4 separate regions of the Homo sapiens genome follow, and regions 1, 3 and 4 are each linked to region 2. The links are chromatin contacts, found by Hi-C or POLR2A ChIA-PET in ENCODE. All regions are on one chromosome and are shown on one strand. The core of a region is the stretch at or near the end of the contact, and the rest is flanking DNA. Distances in the headings are between cores, read along the strand shown. Region 1 overlaps ERRFI1-DT (ERRFI1 divergent transcript). Region 2 holds the start of PARK7 (Parkinsonism associated deglycase). Region 3 overlaps ERRFI1-DT (ERRFI1 divergent transcript). Region 4 has its middle 27 kb from the start of LINC01714.

Region 1 (4,405 bases), core at 1,192-3,691, 140 kb after region 2:
TAAACTCCTGGTGAGAGGGGAGAAGCAAAACAAATATGAGCGTGACATCCTGCTTTTAGCGCTGAGAGCCGTGGTTCACAGGAAAAGGCTGTGAATCAGAAGGGGCCAAGAGCTCATCCTCTGGTCAGCACAAGCGATGTTTTCCACAAGGGAATGAGCCGAAGTGAAGAAGGCAGAAAAACACTGGAATCCCTTAAAATGCCTTGTTGTAAACACACGTCTCAAGTATTTGTTGAGTATTTACTATGGTGAGGAGATTGTCTTAAGTGCAAAGAAGACATAGTTTCTGCTCTTTTGGATTTACATTAGACAGTTACTAAGATAAATGGGAGGATCTGGAGATGAGGATTTTTCATTGTTTGTGGATGTGGGAAGCAGTCTTCACAGATGCAGTATTGGAGACCAGTATCCTTGGTAACAATGGTGAAATTATTTATTTTCTCTAAAAAATTGTGATTTTTAAAATACTTTAACTATCAGATACTAGAAACATAAAATAATGATTCCCAGTTGCTAAGATTCATATCGGCTAAACATTCACGAGGTTCCTATAACATGCCCTCACATACCTTACCTTATTCCGTGACCGCAACAACTTTGTGAGATCGTTTTATCACCCCCATTTTACAGATGAGGAAACTGAGTCTTGGAGAGGTCAAATAACCTCCCCAACCTCCTACTAGTAAGTGGCAGAACAGGGATCAAAACCCCAGGTCTTCTAGTCATAAATTCTCTGCCTTCCACTCTATCAAAGCTGCCCCATGAGGAAAAAACACCTAAAATTGACTCATCTCTATGCCTATGGAAAAAACCTACCTAACCCCTGAAGTCAAGGAAACTTAAAATTCTCCTGCCAGATAGACTTCAGCGCTGAAGGACTTTAGGTTTCAGAATCCCTTCTTATACACCACTCCCACTTTGGGGTCTAATGAGGCTACCACATGAAATCTATCAAGCAAATCTGAGATTTTCAGGGCAAATTGAAAAATCCATAATGTTTACATGGTCTAGATAAATTGTTATTGTTTATTTATATTCCAATTTCCTAAGAACTGATAGTAAAACTATCCTTACATGAACATGAAGAAAATTTCCAACACTCCAATATTATTTGTATCTACCTGTACTATCTCCAAGCTTTCCAGTTGAAAAATATAAAATCTGTGTTACTATTGGCCTCTGTCCCTTATTCCTGGACCTGGGCGTTAGCCTAGAGTCGCTCTGAAGTTAATGATTAAAATCTTTGAGTGGACATTCTCCACCGTTTCTTGGAAGCATTCTTGAGTTACCCGTTAGTTTCCAGTCTTAAACAGAGAAATACAGATACCACCTATTGGTAATGGTTTTTAGATCATGAATCTCCTTGTGGGATTACTTTGGAACATCTCCCCGCTCTTTATCGGCAGGCCGGATGGTGAAGGTCACTTCATCCTTTATCAGATTGTTATTCAACCACAATCCTTCTTTCAAGGATTCAGAAATACACAGGTTTCTACTAAAAGAAACGTCCATATCTTTAACCAATGCCTGTTTCTAGCACATTTCTCTAAGCGTAATTCTTTTTATCATCCAGATTCTTATGATTCATTCAAAAGAAATTTAGAGCCAAATCTGGCTTTTAAGCAAATATTTCTAACAAACTGACCTATTTTAGTATCACTCACCATAAGGTTATTTCAGGATGGTGAATGACAATATGCCAATGAACAGCAGAGGCTACCTTTTTTGATTCCTAAACAACCAGATTTTGTGAGACTACGTTTTTCTTCAGTGATTCATAATCAGTTTTGCAATTTGAAAGCAGTTTATGAGTCATTCAGTTTATGAATTTGTTGTCACTTCCTTAGAAAAGGGCTCCCTTTCCTTATAGCTTTTCAAGTTTAATTCAGTCGCCTGAAAGCTTTCATTTAACCTCAGTTTTTTCTGCTCCATGAAGAAAAACGATGTTATATATCCATTTTACTGTTACTATCAGGTAAGAAGGCCTAGGGACTAGTGACATCAATTCCACGAGCCATCAGTGTCCTGGGCTTTTAATTCACAGAAGAATGGATAGTTGTAATGAAAAAAAAATCTTATAAAAATACCAGTCCTGTTTTCTAAGTTTTAAATACAGATTCTCTGTTTTTAGTTATCTTGTTTCTGCTTCCCAATGCAATAAACTCTAGCCACCTGCAGGACTGCTGGATATTCTGATCTCTCCCTAGGATGAAAGAGCCACTTTAACTGGAAATCTTTACAACAAAACACCCTCAACTATTCAAGGAAGAAATTCGGTAGACTTCCATGCACGAGGCCTTTGAGAAGAGAAAATAGGCCCTCGTTCAGGCCCAGACAGATCATTGACAGCGTTTTTGGATTCCTTTTTTGATCAGGAAATTAGATCAACATCCTTATAGGGAAAGGTTCATTTGGGGCACAGGTGGGGCTCTTTAGTTAAAGTGTCTACTTCTCAGTCCATATTAGGCAACAGGAACTGCCTGAAAGGCACTTATTTTTCATTCTGTGTCATTCAACCATAAATGACTCAGTTCTGATATTATTTACCAAGCTCCTGTTGAACTCATAGGAGAGGCAGCTGTGCAGCACTCGTAATGCTAATCTTAATATAGTCTCAGCAGGGTATGCAGTCAGTGAGAAGTAAGACGGGTCATTTTTCCTTAAGATCATATTAATTAACTAGCTGACTCATCTCCCAGGAACTGGATTGAGTCCTCAAAATGCTTCATTTCTAAAATCATGGAGGCTTAATCTAAGTAATTTTACTGTCATCTGGTAAAGCTTATTAAAGCTTAAGGGTTTTTTTTAAAAGGCACACTTGAAAACTTAGAGGATTAGAGAAACTAAGGTAATTTTAGTAGCAGCAATGAGTATTTCATTTTTAACATTTAAACATTAATCTGGCATTCTGAAAGGCCTGAGATCTTATTGCTTCTTAAAATAGGCTTTGTTTTTTAGAGCAGTTTTAGGTTCACAGCAAAATTGAATGGAGAGTTCCCATATACTCCCTGCCCACGCAGGCACAGACTCCCCACTGCCAGTGTGCTGTACCGTAGTGATAAATTTGCTGCAATTGATTAACTCGCATTGGCACATCAGTATCACCCGAAGTCCACAGTTTACATTAGAGTTCACTCTTGGTGTTGTACATTCTATGGATTTTGACAAATGGATAAAAACACTTATCTACCATTATAGTATCATACAGAATAGTTTCACCGTCTTAAAAATCCTCTGTGCTTACCCACTCAGATCTTATTTTTAGTTTCAAAGTTAATGATCTAAATATGAGAACTGAAATCTGCAAATTTAAAAAAGCACAAGAACCCAAGTGTTTAACTTAAAATCAATGGTTCTTAAAAATCATTAATATAATGTAAAAATACTAAATATTAAATTTCAACATTAATCTTGAGATTTAATTAATTCAAAACATATGTCTGAAATGTACCTTTGCAGTAGCCATGAAAAAAATGTGTTACCTAAGTAAATAGTTTAAGTGTCTGAGAAACTTTTGGCCAAGGGACTGCAGTCACTATTGCTAATTCCCTGCTATCTGGAACTTAGCTACAATTAAGCAAATAAACAACAACAACAAAGGACAGAAAAATCTCTGAAAAATCCCCCCAAATTAGGAAAATAAGCAACACAGTTCTTTTCTTTTCTTTTTTTTTTTTTTTTTTTTGAGATGGAGTCTCTCTCTGTCACCCAGGCCGGAGTGCAGTGGCATGGTCTTGGCTCACTGAAACCTCCACCTCCTGGGTTGAAGCAATTCTCCTGCCTCGGCCTCCAGAGTAGCTGGGATTACAGGCATGTGCCACCATGCCTGGCTAATTTTTTTGGTATTTTTAGTACAGACAGGGTTTCACCATATTGGCCAGGCTGGTCTCGAACTCCTGACCTTGTGATCCACCAGCCTCAGCCTCCTAAAGTGCTAGGATTACAGGCATGAGCCACTGCACCCGGCCCAGCAACACATTTCTAAATAATTCATGAGTCAAAGAAGAAATTACAATGGAAATTAGAAAATATTTGAACTGAATGAAAATGAAAACACAATTTATCTAAATTTGTGACATGCAGCTAAAGTGGTGCTTAGAGGAAAGTTTATAGCAGCATTAAATACATATATTGGAAAAAAAGAAAGGTCTAAAATTAATGATCTAATCTCCTACCTTAAGAGACTAAAAAAAGAAGAGCAAATTAAACCAAATATAAGCATAAATAAAGATAAGAGTGAAAACTAATGAAAGAGAAGATGATAAAACAATAGAGAAAAATCAGTAAAATCAATAGCTAGTACTTTGAAAAGATTAATAAAAGTTATACCCCCTAGCCAGACTGATCAAGAAAAAAAAAAAGAGGAAAAACACAAATTACCAAAATCAGGAATGAAAGGCCATCA
Region 2 (4,867 bases), core at 1,784-4,283:
CAGGCATGATGGCAGGTGCCTGCAATCCCAGCTACTCTAGAGGCTGAGGTGGGAGAATTGCTTGAACCTGGGAGGCGGAGGTTGCAATGAGCTGAGATTGCACCATTGCACTCCAGCCTGGGCAACAGAGCGAGACTCTGTCTCAAAAAAAAAAAAAAAAGAAAAGAAAAGAAATTACTAGAAGAAAACACTGGGGGGGGGGGGGCCAGGCACGGTGGCTCACACCTGTAATCCCAGCACTTTGGGAGGCTGAGGCAAGTGGATCACCTGAGGTTAGGAGTTCGAGACCAGCCTGGGAAACATGGTGAATCCCTGTCTGGACTAAAATACAAAAATTAGACAGGCATGATGGAGGGTGCCTGTAATCCCAGATACTCGGGAGGCTGAGACAGAGAATCGCTTGAACCCAGGAGACAGTGGTTGCAGTGAGCCAAGATTGCGCCACTGCACTCCAGCCTAGGCGGCTGAGCGAGACTCCATCTCAAAAAAAAAAAAAAAAGAAAAGAAAAGAAAGAAAACACTGGGGAAATGTTCCAGGGTATTGATCTGGGCAAAGACCTCAAAGCACAGACAACAAAAGCAAAAACAGACAAATGGAATTACATCAAACTAAAAAGTATATGCACAGCAAAGGAAACAACAAAGCAAAGAGACAACACACAGAATGGGAGAAAATATTTGCAAACTATCCATTTGATGAGGGACTAATGACTAGAATATATTAGGAGCTCAATAGCAAGAAAACAATCAGATTTAAAAGTGGGCAAAAGATCTGAATAGACATTTCTGAAGAGATACAAATGGCCAAGAGATATGAAAAAGGGCTCAATGTCACTAATCAGAGAAATGCAAATAAAGACAGTAAGATATCATCTCATCCCAGTTAAAATGGCCTTTATCAAAAAGGGAATAACATGCTGAGATGGATGTGAAGAAGGAACCTCATACACTGTTGGCGAGCATCTCAATTAGTGCAGCCACTATGGAAAACAATATGGAATCCTCAGAAGATTAACTTCTGAGAAATCATAAGTTCTGGAATCATAACTACCATATGATCCAGCAATCCCACTACCGGTATATACCAAAAAGAAAGGAAGGGCCAGGCACGGTAGCTCACGCCTATAATCCCAGCACTTTGGGAGGCCGAGGCAGGCAGATCACTTGGGGTCAGGAGTTCAAGACCAGCCTGGCCAACATAGTAAAACCCTGTCTCTACTAAAAATACAAAAATTAGCCAGGCATGGTGGCACACACCTGTAGTCTCAGCTACTCGAAAGACTGAGGCACGAGAATTGTTTCAACACAGAGGCAGAGGTTGCAGTGAGCCAAGATGGTGCCACTGCACTTCAGGCTAGGCGACAGAGCAAGATGGAGTCTCAAAAAAAAAAAAAAAGAAAGAAAATCAATATATCAAAGAGATATTTGCACTCCTATGCTTATTGTAGCACTGTTCACAACAGTCAAAATATGGAATCAACCAAAATGTTCATCAATGGATGACTGGATAAATAAAATGTAAATATACACAATGAATACTATTCAGCCATAAAAAATAATAAAATCCTATTTGCAACAACATTGATGGAACTGGAGGTCATTATGTTAAGTGAAACAAGCCAGGCAAAGAAAGACAAGCATCACATGATTTCACTCATAAATGGGAAGTTGAAAAGTGGATATCATGAAGATAAGTTGGTGGTTACCAGAGGCCAGGAAGGGTAGCCAGGAGAAGGGGATGAACAGGGTGATTAATAGGTACAAAAATTGGTAGAAGTGCTGGGCAAGGTGTCAAGAGCCCCAGCATCAGAAAGTGGTCGACTTGCTGGTTGGTAAGAAGAATTTATCGACAACAATATAGGTTTGAAAAAGGAAAGTTTTATTAGAACGCTGCAGAAGAGTGCAGCCTCAGCAAGAGAGAACTGAGCATGCCGCGGTGGATTTTTCATGTCCCTTTTCGAATGTCTCATTTTTTGCAAATTCAATCCAAGTTGCGTTCATTTAGCCAGGATCCTTCTAAGCTCATTCAAGAATTTTGGGCTTTAACTATTTCCTTTGATTTAACCTGGTACCAGGTGCCAACTTTAGATAATAGGGATATCTAATTACTTCTAAATTCCTCAGATAAGGGGCCTGCTTGATGGTCACCAGGTGATCTGTGCTCTCCTTAAGAGGGAATAAGACCTAGCGTTGGCAGAGTTCTGTAGGGTGACTATAGTTAACAGTAATCTGTTGTATATTTTAAAATGTTATTATTGAAGAGAGTAACTGGAATGTTCCCAGTATAAAGACAAATGTTTAAGGTGATAGAGATCTCATTTACCCTGATTTAATCATTACACATTATATGAAAGTATCAAAATACCACATGTACCCAGAAAACACATACGTCTCTTACATATCAATAAATACAACTTGAGATTATGATGTAAATACATCTGACCAACTTGGTACTTATTAGACTTATGTGCGCAGCACTGCTCTAGTCCTGTGGGTGCAGCAGCATCAGGATCGTTAAAGAAAACAAACAATGCTGAGAAAAAAACTCACACCCCTGAGACATCCGGGTGTGAATAAATGCGGCAGAGTCGCCCGAGATCGGGAGACCAGGCGTGGGGGAGAGGTCCGGGAGGCCTGGACCAGAGTCCTAACAGACCAGAGGCGAAACGGGAAGGCGCGCCAGAAAAGGAACAACGCAAAGGGAGCAGGCGTGCACGGAGCGCGAACTAAGGAACCCCTCTGACAACCCCAGTCCCTCGGCAGTTCCAGAGACCGGCTCCTCACGGAGGGTGGCGGTAGAGACTGTTAAGCCCCGCGGGCGCCGGGGCAGGCCGGACTGTGCCATTCGTGGGGGGTACCATGTGGGACCGAGCCGCCTCACCCAGGGCTGTCCAGCTAGAAACTCCCCGGTGCCACCCCCGCCTCAGTCCGAGGTAGACTCGGCCGGACGTGACGCAGCGTGAGGCCAAGGCGGCGTGAGTCTGCGCAGTGTGGGGCTGAGGGAGGCCGGACGGCGCGCGTGCGTGCTGGCGTGCGTTCATTTTCAGCCTGGTGTGGGGTGAGTGGTACCCAACGGGCCGGGGCGCCGCGTCCGCAGGAAGAGGCGCGGGGTGCAGGTCAGCGCCAGCGGGGGCGCGGCGCATGTGTGGGCCGTGGCGCTGGGCGGCGTGGGGGTGCTGGACGGTGTCCCTGTGCTGGACGGTGTCCCGCTGGCTCAGAACCGGCGCGGGGCCTGGGTCGGGGCCGCCCTCGCTTCCGGCCTCCCAGTCGGGCCCTGTCGCTGGCGTTGGATTTGACTGACCGCCAGCGTGGTGGCAACGCTGAAGCGTCCAGAATCTTCTGCCTAACCTCTCGCCGGCATGGAACTGGCTAGCCGTTTTATTAAACTCTGTTTTGCGTGGACGGTAAACCCTCCAGATAATCTGTAAATAGGCTAAAAAAAATTCGGAACCTCGTTGAGCTGCTGTCGTTGGCAGTGAGAACTCCGCGCAGAGAGACAGATGTAGTTGGGTTGACTTCAGTGAGGGGATTTCCATCTTTCTCAGTCATTAAAAAAAGTGTTCAGACATTTAACACTGTTGACCCCCACACACAATTTTTTAGTACAGTTATAACTAAGAAAACAAAAATCCCCTCCAAAAAATTACAAGTTAATTGCGAAAGACCACATTTAAATTTTTGCCCATGAAATTCAGTTTAGTCGTTTCTCTGAAACAGTGCTTCAAAAAAGACTGTTTCCCCGCATTGTGTGAAATGCAGGAGACCCACGTACTTGTATTTTTAAAAAACCCATTTGCAACATACTATTAAAGTTGGATTTAAGAGAACATGGTAGAAGAAAATCTAAGCAATACTACACCTTTTAGCACCCTCATTATGTTTTCATCTCAGAGCAATTAAAACTGCTATACAAATCAACGTTAAGATAACTAAACTGCTGCTTTTTTCGTATTCAGTTGTCTATGAAAACCGTTTCCCTAGGAAGTACTTACTCTGCTTGAAAATGCTCCTAAACTTTAAATTTTGGGGTATCTCAGGGTTGCAATGAAAGTTTTTTGAAATCTTTTTTTTTTTTTTTTTTTAAGGCTTGTAAACATATAACATAAAAATGGCTTCCAAAAGAGCTCTGGTCATCCTGGCTAAAGGAGCAGAGGAAATGGAGACGGTCATCCCTGTAGATGTCATGAGGCGAGCTGGGGTAAGTCCCACATCGATTTTTAGCCATTCCTGTTTTAAATGTTTTTGGATTTTTAAATCATTTTGAATAAAATATTCAAAGTGCTCTATGAAATATTTCAAATATACACAAAATTTCAGAGATGACATAAGAATAAATACCTGTTGATCCACTGCTCACATTTAACGCTTGTTAATGTCTTGCCATATTTCCTTCAGACCCATTTCTCTTTTGTTTTGAGCTCTGTCGTCCAGGCTGGAGTGCGATGGCAGGATCTTGGCTCATTTCGGTCTCTGCCTCCTGGGCCCAAACCATCTTCCCACCTCAGCCTCCCAAATAGCTGAGACTACAGATGCGTGCCACCACACCTGGCTAATTTTTGTATGTTTTGTAGAGACAGGGTTTTGCCATGTTGCCCAGGCTGCTCTCCAACTCCTGAGCTCAAGTTGTCCACCCGCCTCAGGCCTCCCAAAGTGTTAGGACTACAGGCGTGAGCCACTGCACTGTCCTTAGACCCATTTCTTTTTTCTTCTTTTTTTTTTTTTTTGAGATGGTGTCTCTCTGTGTCGCTCAGCCTGGAACGCAGTGGTGTGATCTCTGCTCGCTGCAACCTCTGCCTCCCGGGTTCAAGAGATTCTCCTGCCTCACCCTCAGCTGGGATTACAGGTGTCCGCCACCACGCCCGGCTAA
Region 3 (4,777 bases), core at 2,114-4,613, 160 kb after region 2:
CCTGGTTGCCTCTGAGGGTCTCATGCTTTTTGTCAGCCTCTCTCTCTGCCATTACTCTGATAAATCTCCCCCCTCTGCCGCTCTGTTCTCCTGAAGGGACCAGTTCTAGGACCTGGTGTAGGGTCTGTGGGACCCAAAGTTCACCAATGAGTTCTTCCTTGAGATTTTTTAAGCAGGACCTCGGAGAGAAAATCCACGTTCCTCCACACTCTTGGAATTTTTAGGGCGTGGGCCTGGCGGCTGTTGATAGACAGGGCTCCTGCGGAGGAAAGCCTCTAAGAAGCCTCAAACCCCAGCAGTCCAGCTGAGACCATTGTGTTGTCCCAGTGTGTGACAGTGAGGGGACACTCAGGACACACAGAGTCGTGGTGGAGCGAAGCTTCTGGGCCCGCACCCTCCTCATGTGAACACTATGTCTGCCTTTCCTGCAGTGTGCTCACCTGGGCCTGCACGGAGCTCTTCTCGCCTAAGCTGGTTTGAATTCAGTTGGCATCACTTACAATGAAAAGGGTCTTAAAGATAAATATGCACATCAGTGAAATGCTCCTTTATGGTCTAAAAAAGAAGGTCAAACTTTCATGTTGATAAGAATTATTTGAAATTTGAGGCCGGGTGCGGTGGCTCACAGCTGTAATCTCAGCACTTTGGGAGGCCGAGGCGGGTGGCTCACCTGAAGTCAGGAGTTCAAGACCAGCCTTGCCAACCTGGGGAAACCCCATCTCCACTAAAAAATATAAAAATTAGCCGGGCATGGTGGCACATGCCTGTAATCCCAGCTACTCAGGAGGCTGAGGCAGGAGAATCGCTTGAACCCAGGTGCTGGAGGTTGTGGTGAGCCAAGATTGCGTCACTGCACTCCAGCTTGGGCAACAGAGCGAGCCTCTGTCTCAAAAAAAAAAAAAAGAAAGAAAAGAAATTTGAATGTGTACATCTAGCCAATGATGGGAAAAATCTAAAAAAAATTAAATACAAAGTGCACATCTTTGGTCTGGCTGCAGATTTATTCATTGCAGCTTTTAAAAAGTTTACATTCTTTTCCAAGTATAAAACCCTTTTTAAAAAAATGTTGTAACGATATTATTGTGACAAGTGTTGGCATTTATTGAGTGTTTACTATGTGCCAGGCACTACTTTATATTTGCATTGGCTCTTTTCATCCTCACAGAAACCTGTGAGTCCCTACTGTTATCTCCCTCTTTTTGTAGATGTGGAGACTGAGGCACAGAAAGGAAAGGTTAAACGGTTTCTCCCGAGTTACACGGCTAGTAAGTGGCAGAGGTGGGACTTGAACCCAAGTGCCTCTGCAAAGTTCAGGGACTGGGCTTTGAATATAGAAATATTTAGTAAGTATTGAAAACCATTAAATTTATTTCACTATGACAATCTTATTTATGACCGAATTATCCATTTTTAATTTTTATTTGTTTATTTTTGAGATGGAGTCTCACTCGGTTGCCCAGGCTGGAGTGCAGTGGCACGATCTCAGTTCACTGCAACCTCTGCCTCCCAGGTTCAAGCAATTCTCCTGCCTCAGCCTCTCGGGTAGCTGGGACTACAGGCAAGCACCACCAGACCCAGGCAATTTTTGTATTTTTAGTAGAGATGGGGTTTCACCATGTTGGCCAGGCTGGTCTTGAACTCCTAACCTCAAGTGATCTGTCCACTTCAGCCTCCCAAAGTGCTGGGATTACAGGTGTCAGCCACCGCGCCTGGCCCATTTTTAATTTTTAAAAAATGTTTTTTACTGTCGAGTAGGGGTTCAGGACAGACTGCCCCCAAATATGCCACTTTGGAATGTTGGTGATTTTGAGCAGAAAGCACTGGAAAACAGTAAATGCAGAGACATGGTTTCCCTGAACTCCTCTCATCTGCCCAAAGGCAGAGCCTCCAAAAGGACATCAGTTGTCCTAAGTCCCCTCCCCAGGAGTCAGCAAGGGCTGCCTTAACATCCGGACAAACTGCCACAAACCCTCGTATCTCCCATCTAGTCTTCTAAAGGCCCATTTTTCTTTCCTAAAAATCATTTCCTCTCCTCACGGTAGCCCACATCTCCTCTCCCTTTTCTCTGTTAAGATGGCATCACTTTTTTGTGATATTGTTTTTTTCTTCCTATGATGGCCCCTGTGCACATATTAAAAATTAATAAATTTGTTTACCCTTTTTCCTGTTAAATCTGTGTATTGTCAGTGTATTTCCTAGACCCAGCTATCGAACCTAGATGGTAAAGTCTTTCTTCCCCTGACTCTATTTCAAAGCAATAAAAAAGTTTAAAATGCCCCAAAAGACATAGTTTACTCTATGATTGGATTATTAGAAGACGTTAGCCCAGGGAGGTTCTACTCTGTTTTTCAGGGGTGGAGCTGGTACTAGAATTCACAGCCTGGTTTTCATCCCAGCTGGGCCATTCCACAAATGGAACTTTAAACAAATACTTCTCCTCGAAGTAGAAGCTGGGTTGGGGTCTGGTCTTGAAGGATGGATCTGAAATGGCGGAGGAGAGCCTGGCGAAGCCCTCCGGCCTCCTTCCCAACGGGTCCCAGCTTTTTGCCACTTCCCTACCTTGTATTTGGCTACTAAGGAATCTAATCTGTCCAGTTTTTTATCTTGGTCATCCATAGTGTTCTATAGATCACATAGAAAGATGGTTACAATGTTCAGCACCTCTTGCTAAACATCCTGTCCTGGAGGCACATGGAGAAGGTTGACAAAGCCTCATTCCTCTGAAACATTTCATGCAACGGATTTGGTTGAAACCCCAGATTGTGATCTGGAGTCTTTAGCAACTGTGCTCATTTCCTACCTTGAGCATTTCATTTTTGAGCAACTAGAATAACAACTGGTCTTTTTTAGTCTTGACCAAAGGGGGATAAGGGAACCAAAAATCCTTTGCTCCTCGTTTCCTGTTAGATTGTGAAACAAAAAGGTAAACATTTAACGGAATGTGGCAGCTCAGAACAATTACCCCTATTGTGGCATGAACACTGATTTCTATTCCTTTTTACACAAACTCCTTCCGGTAGAGAAGCTGAACAAAAGAACGTGCCAGCCCAGCCCGTGGGCTCCTCAGGCCGATCAGATCGGGAAGTGAGAAACGCCGGCAGAGATTTGCTCTGGGAAAGTTTGTAGACATTTTCAAAGTCAAGGGTGAAGTGTCCTTGGTTTACTTAGAATCGTTTTCTTTAAAGGAAATCACTGTCACAACTTCAGAAGCCCCGACATGCCTGTGTAGTTATGAGAAGGGATGAAGGCTTCGCATAGCTTCATAACCTTGTTATTAAGAGTCTGGAACTCAGTGACTGGCTGGGTGCTTGACCCTTTGTTCAGTAGCCTTGGCAAGTGCTCTCATTTTCTTCCTTTTTAGGTTTCCCCACTGCGAGCCCTTCGAGAACAATGTCATGTTGATCGATGGCAGTGACTCACACCAGATCTTTCCATGCCTCCTCTGCAAGGACTCAAGAGAGTCGAGAGCAAAACCGTGCCATAGTTCCATAAGGAGGGCAAAGAGCTTTATCCACGCTGAGGAACAGGCGGATCATGCGGCTACAGCACTGGTCTTTACCTTTTAACTGCTTGATTCGAAACATTCCAGCCAGGAACAGTGGCTCACACCTGTAATCCCAGCACTTTGTGGGGCCAAGGCAGGTGGATTGCTCGAGCTCAGGAGTTCGAAACCAGCCTGGGCAACCTGGCAAAACCTCATCTCTACAAAAAAATACAAAAATTAGCCAGGCCTGGTGTGTGTGCCTGTGGTTCCAGCCACTCGGCAGGCTGCGGCCAGAGGATCACTTGAGCCCAGGAAGTGGAGGCTGCAGTGAGCTGAGATCGTGCCGCCACACTCCAGCCTGGGTGACAGAGCCAGACATTGTCTCTAAAAAAAAAAAAAAAAGAAAAGAAAAGAAAGAAAAAAGAGAAATAGTCCAAGACTAGGGAGAAAACCTTCTTTGGGGTCAGTGTGAACCATTCTTTCATTTGTTCAGCAAATGCTTACTGAGGAGCTACTGTGTCCCTGAAATTGCCTCCACCTCCAAGAAGACAGTGGTGAGCAAGTCAGACAATACCTCTAATCTCATGGTATTTATAAGTAAATGGGCCGTTAAAATTACCAGATCAGAAGTGCTGTGTTCAGCAAATAGAGGCTCATGGGAAACTCCTAAGAAGGGCTTCTGAGCTGGACTTGGGGGTCAGGAAAGGCAGAATGAGGGGGCTGACTCATCCAGACTGGGGCGGGGTTGCCGGGGGTGCCTCCCACTTACTATCTGTCTCCTTCTAGACTGACTTCTCTGTCATCATGAATACACCCCTTTAAGACATACATTTAAGAGAAAATAAGAGGATGCCTTATTTATTTAAAGGTTTGTTACAGTTTTACTAACAACCACATACCTAAAGGAAAGTCGCAAGTAGAGCTCAAAAACTTTTTTCTCTGGGGCAGTGAAGAGTCAGTTGCCAGCCAGAAGGCCCACTGAGCCTGAGCACTTCAGGGTGTGCTTCCTACAGATAAGGACATCCTCCTGCATAACAGGAAAGGGGTCCTGATCCAGACCCCAAGAGAGGGTTCTTGGATCTCGCACAAGAAAGAATTCCGGGTGAGTCTGTAAAGCGAAAGCCAGTTTATTAAGTAAAGGAGTAAAAGAATGGCTATTCCATAGACAGAGCAGCCCTGAGGGCTGCTGATTGCCCAGTTTTATGGCTGTTTCTTGATGATATGCTAAACAAGGGGTGGATTACTCATGCCTCCCCCTTTTAGACCGTAGAGGGCAAGTCCTGATGTTGCCAT
Region 4 (4,450 bases), core at 1,287-3,786, 220 kb after region 2:
ATGGCTTTGTTGATTCTATCTACTGTATGGTATTATTCTCCCTATTAATTACCTGCTCTTTTTTTATTACCTTCTCCCTTTCCTTTATTTGGATTTATGTTTTTCCCCCATTACTTTGTTAGTTGAAGTTAACTTACTACTTTTCAGACTGTATTCTTTGCAAATATATGTATTTAAAACTATGCATTATAGCTTTCACTATAATATGCTAGTTCTAAATAATATTTTAAAAATTATTGTTCTGAGTATTTCTAGATTTGTATGATTTGAGCCATGATTTAGAATTCTGTTTTTAAATTTCAATACACAAGAACTTCATAATTTATCTTTTTTGCTATTGACTTCTACTTAATCACATTTTGTTTAAAAAATGTGATGGATGTGATACTAATTTTTTGAAATTTGTTGAGATGTGCTTTATGACCTCAGATCTGATTAATTTTTGTAACCATTCCATGTGTCCTTAAGAAGAATGGGCCGGGCACAGTGGCTCATGATTATAATCCCAGGACTTTGGGAGGCCGAGACAGGCAGATCACGAGGTCAGGAGATCGAGACCATCCTGGCTAACATGGTGAAACCCCGTCTCTACTAAAAATACAAAAATTAGCCAGGCATGGTGGCGGGCATGTGTAATCCTAGCTACTCGGAAGGCTGAGGCAGGAGAATCACTGGAACACGGGAGGCGGAGGTTGCAGTGAGCCGAGATTGTGCCACGGCACTCCAGCCTGGGCGACAGAGCGAAACTCCATCTCAAAAAAAAAAAAAAAGAAGAATGGATATTCTCTAATGATTGCTTTTAGAGTTTTACATATGTTCATTACATCAAAGTAGTTAATCAAATTTTTCAAATATATTTATTTATTCTTTTTTTTTTTTTTTGAGATGGAGTCTTGCTCTTGTCATCCAGGCTGGAGTGCAATGGCATGATCTAAGCCTTCTGAGTAGCCAGGATTACAGGTGCCTGCCACTATACTCGGCTAATTTTTTTGTATTTTTAGTAGAGATGGGGTTTCACCTTATTGGCCAGGCTGGTCTTGAACTCCTGACCTCTGGTGATCCACCCGCCTCAGCCTCCCGAAGTGCTGGGATTACAGGCATGAGCCACTGTGCCCGGCCTATTTATTGATTCTTTTTTGCTGCTTGACCTACTGATTATTGAGAAAAAAAATTGGTGGATTTGTCCATTTCTATTACTTTTTTTTTTTTTTTTTAAGACAGATTCTCACTCTGTTGCCCAGGCTGGAGTGCAGTGGCACGATCTCGGCTCACCGCAGCCTCCACCTCCTGGTGAGGTGAAAGTTTGCCAGCTGGAACCTTCCAGCAATTCTCCTGCCTCAGCCTCCCAGGTAGCTGGGATTACAGGCATGCACCACCACACTTGGCTAATTTTTGCATTTTTAGTAGAGGTGGGGTTTCACCATGTTGGCCAGGCTGGTCTCGAACTCCTGACCTCAGGTGATCTGCCAGCCTCAGCCTCCCAAAGTGCTAGTATTACAGGTGTGAGCCACCGTGCCCGACCTCTATTACTTTTTTATGTATATGGTGTGAGACATTTTTATTAGGTGCATATACATTTAGAATTATTATGTCTTCTTGGTGACACGAAAATTTCATTTTCATATAGGAACCTTTTCTGTCTTAGAGTCCTTGTGTGTGTGTCATACTGATGTAGTTATGCCAGTTCTCTTTTGTTTAATATATTTTTGGTGTCTTTTCCCCACCTTTTGCTTTCAACTTTTCCATGTCCTTTTGCTTTAGATGGCTCCCTAACAGGGTTTATCCAAGGATGATAATGTCTGCTTTTTAACTCAATGAGTTTGACCCATTTATATTTTGGGGGACGATGAATACTGTGATACGTAAGTTTCCAACATCTCACTGTAGGGGATACTGGAAAGTATGAGCGTCAAGATCATGTATCTTTTCCAGGAATCAAAGCACGTAGTGTGGCAATTCAGATATGTTGGTTGCCTTGACTCTTCTTCAACAGAATTAACAGTTTTGGATCTTGAGAAAATGTTATTTTCTGGCTAAGTATAGGGGTAAAATGAAATCTTTGGGAAATTAGTGAATTCTCATGATTTCTCAAAGCTTTTCTTGGGTAACTCCAAGAGGCAGCCTGGTGGAGTGAAAGCATGGACTCCAGTGCCCCATTCTCTAGCTGCGTGATTTGGAGTAAATTCCTTATCTCAGTGACTCTGTGTCTCCATCTTGAAATTGAGAATAATCACACCGGCCTGAGATTTTTTTACCATGTGAATGGAAGCACGTGGCACATAGCAGGGACTGAATGAATGTGCCCATGTCCGCTCTCCCTCCTCTTTCTAGGGCTGCGGCCTTGGTGATGTCAAGAACATTTTGTAAATATTACAAGTAAGATAAGGCATTGTGACTATTACTCGTTAAAATCACTTTGTTTCCTGACTTAGGTGATTCACTGCAACCCAGAGAAAGTTTTGTGTTGTGTTCTGGCTGGCGAAACTTCTGCAAACAACGAATGCTTCTTTTCATCAGCCTATTCTGCGTTGGTTGGTAGGATGTCAGTCTATAACCACATCAATTTCAGGTAATAACAAGTGTGTGAGCTTTCTGAAGCTTTTTGTTTACTTATTTGTTTTAGGGTTGTTCAAGTGTGACTCATGTAGTAGCACTGCATTCTTGAGAATTCACAGAGATCGAAACACAGATATGAAACAGGGCCAGAAAGAATAAGGCGTTCCCAATATATGAGAGTAAAAAAAAAGCACAAGAAAGCGAAAGCATTCAATGTCTGCATCCTGTATAGATGAGAAACTTAGCAGTATCCTCTTTTCTTTTTGGACCAATCATATGCTGATAAAACAGGGTCTCGCTGCTTTCCCCCCATTTTTAACATCTTCAAACATTCTGAGAGCCTACGGGAATAGAGGCAAACAGGTTTGATGTGACTGGTCATTTGGCCAAAGGTATTTTACTCTGCGCTCAGCATTTTGTTTCGTTCATGCTCTCTAGCAGTTTGGAATCTAAAAAGGAAAGATTAGATAGAGGAAGTGTGAAAATGCATACGCAATGTGGGAAACCAGGCCATGAACTTGAGTTTTTAAATGCATGGTATAAGGCCGGGCTCAGTGGCTCACGCCTGTAATCCCAGTACTTTGGGAGGCCGAGGTGGGCGGATCACCTGAGGTCAGGAGTTCGAGACCAGCCTGTCCAACATGGTGAAACCCCGTCTCTACTAAAAATACAAAAATTAGCCGGGCATGGTGGCAGGCGCCTGTAATCCCAGCTACTCGTGAGGCTGAGACAGGAGAATCGCTTGAACCTGGGAGGCAGAGGTTGCAGTGAGCCGAGATCGTGCCATTGCACTCCAGCTTGGGGGACAAGAGCAAGACTTCGTCTCAAATAAATAAATAAATAAGTGCATGGTATGGTTTGGCTAAGTTGGAAACCATGGGATAATCTGGAATGGTTTATTAGAGAGGCTAATGGTGGGGAGGTAGGTACCCAGAACCTTGGGCTAGAGATGACTGACCCTTTCTGGCTGTGTGATCTTGGGCAAACTGCTTCACTTCTCTGTGCCTCAATGTCCTCCATCATGAAGAGAGAATATAGGGTGCCTTCATTGTAGGGTAGTTGTAAGGATGAAAGGAGTTGGTATATATAAAGTACCTATCTCAGTCTAGGGCTTCTCAGCCAGCATGCAGGGTATATGGGCTTCAAATGGATGAAAAAGGTGCTGATCCCAGGTACCTGGCTGTGAGCATCCTCATCTGCTTACCCCAGAGGAGTGTCTCCCCCAAAACATTGCATTTTCTTTTCTTTTCTTTTTTTTTTTTTTGAGACAGAGTTTCCCTCTTGTCTCCCAGGCTGGAGTGCAATGTACAATCTTGGCTCACTGCAACCTCCATCTCCCAGGTTCAAGTGATTCTCCTGCCTCAGCCTCCCAAGTAGCGGGGATTACAGGTGTCCACCACCATGCCTGGCTAATTTTTTGTATTTTTAGTAGAGATGGGGTTTTGCCATGTTGTCCAGGCTGGTCTCAAGCTCCTGACCTCAGGTGATCTACCTGCCTCAGCCTCCCAAAGTGCTAGGATTACAGGTGTGAGCCATCACGCCCAGCCAAACACTGCATTTTCTATGAAGGCCATGATATGACAGAGCTCGGAGGGCACTACCAGGCCCGATTCTCTGGGCCTGAGGGTGCGGCTGTCTCGGCAGTCGACTGTATTGATGTGGCAAGACAAGGTCCTTGTTAAGAGTTTGAATTTGGGCTTTAGACTTCAGAGGTTTTCGAGCTTTTACTGACTCTGTTGGCAGCACAAGTATTCAACACTGTGAGCACAACTAAGACCAAAAGCAACTGAAGTGATTTGTGCCTCTCCTAATATCAACAGTTAAAATACAATTTGAATTAAACATGTGAAAGATTCTTCTGTGTAAAATTTGTACTAGGGGCTAAGTTCCTACG

What was found. Hi-C counts contacts between places; a loop is a spot of excess contacts on that map. ChIA-PET counts read pairs that join two places held with the same protein, here RNA polymerase II (POLR2A). Pooled maps may share reads with other maps.
Region 1: a pooled map shows a loop between it and region 2 (4-fold over the local background). The contact joins the enhancer-like site here to the promoter of PARK7 in region 2. A Hi-C loop is called at or near these places in 3 of 37 single-sample maps with no recorded cell type and 5 of 50 pooled maps. POLR2A ChIA-PET finds 5 or more read pairs at or near these places in 1 of 52 experiments (WTC11).
Region 3: a loop to region 2 is called in a pooled map, with 2.2 times the contacts of the local background. The contact joins the enhancer-like site here to the promoter of PARK7 in region 2. A Hi-C loop is called at or near these places in 1 of 50 pooled maps. POLR2A ChIA-PET finds 5 or more read pairs at or near these places in 6 of 52 experiments (GM12878, IMR-90, PC-9 and 3 more).
Region 4: a loop to region 2 is called in a pooled map, with 5 times the contacts of the local background. The contact joins the enhancer-like site here to the promoter of PARK7 in region 2. A Hi-C loop is called at or near these places in 7 of 50 pooled maps. POLR2A ChIA-PET finds 5 or more read pairs at or near these places in 2 of 52 experiments (HEK293 and activated CD8-positive, alpha-beta memory T cell).

Annotation. Positions count from the first base shown.
Region 1 is chr1:8,095,055-8,099,459 of GRCh38, forward strand. The region is part of intron 2 of ERRFI1-DT (ERRFI1 divergent transcript); the gene reads left to right. Among named protein-coding and RNA genes, the nearest start is that of ERRFI1-DT, 71 kb to the left of the region's middle. RefSeq lists enhancers at 1-614, 1,627-2,826, 2,192-2,241. Within about 2 kb of position 2,442, at least 18 of the 41 ENCODE cell types and tissues checked have a DNase peak (open chromatin) inside an H3K27ac peak, as active enhancers do.
Region 2 is chr1:7,958,678-7,963,544 of GRCh38, forward strand. PARK7 (Parkinsonism associated deglycase) reads left to right here and starts at 3,034. Exons shown (of 7, transcript NM_007262.5): 1 at 3,034-3,116; 2 at 4,086-4,198. The coding sequence starts at 4,109. RefSeq lists enhancers at 2,102-2,885, 2,585-2,684, 2,886-3,669, 3,065-3,114, 3,315-3,364 and 1 more and a silencer at 2,835-2,934.
Region 3 is chr1:8,118,113-8,122,889 of GRCh38, forward strand. ERRFI1-DT (ERRFI1 divergent transcript) reads left to right here. Exons shown (of 3, transcript NR_185980.1): 3 at 3,362-4,777. Among named protein-coding and RNA genes, the nearest start is that of LINC01714, 88 kb to the right of the region's middle. RefSeq lists an enhancer at 2,995-3,304. Within about 2 kb of position 3,364, at least 30 of the 41 ENCODE cell types and tissues checked have a DNase peak (open chromatin) inside an H3K27ac peak, as active enhancers do; they include GM12878, IMR-90, PC-9 and 1 more, where a contact is called at or near this core.
Region 4 is chr1:8,179,940-8,184,389 of GRCh38, forward strand. No RefSeq gene overlaps it. Among named protein-coding and RNA genes, the nearest start is that of LINC01714, 27 kb to the right of the region's middle. Within about 2 kb of position 2,537, at least 16 of the 41 ENCODE cell types and tissues checked have a DNase peak (open chromatin) inside an H3K27ac peak, as active enhancers do.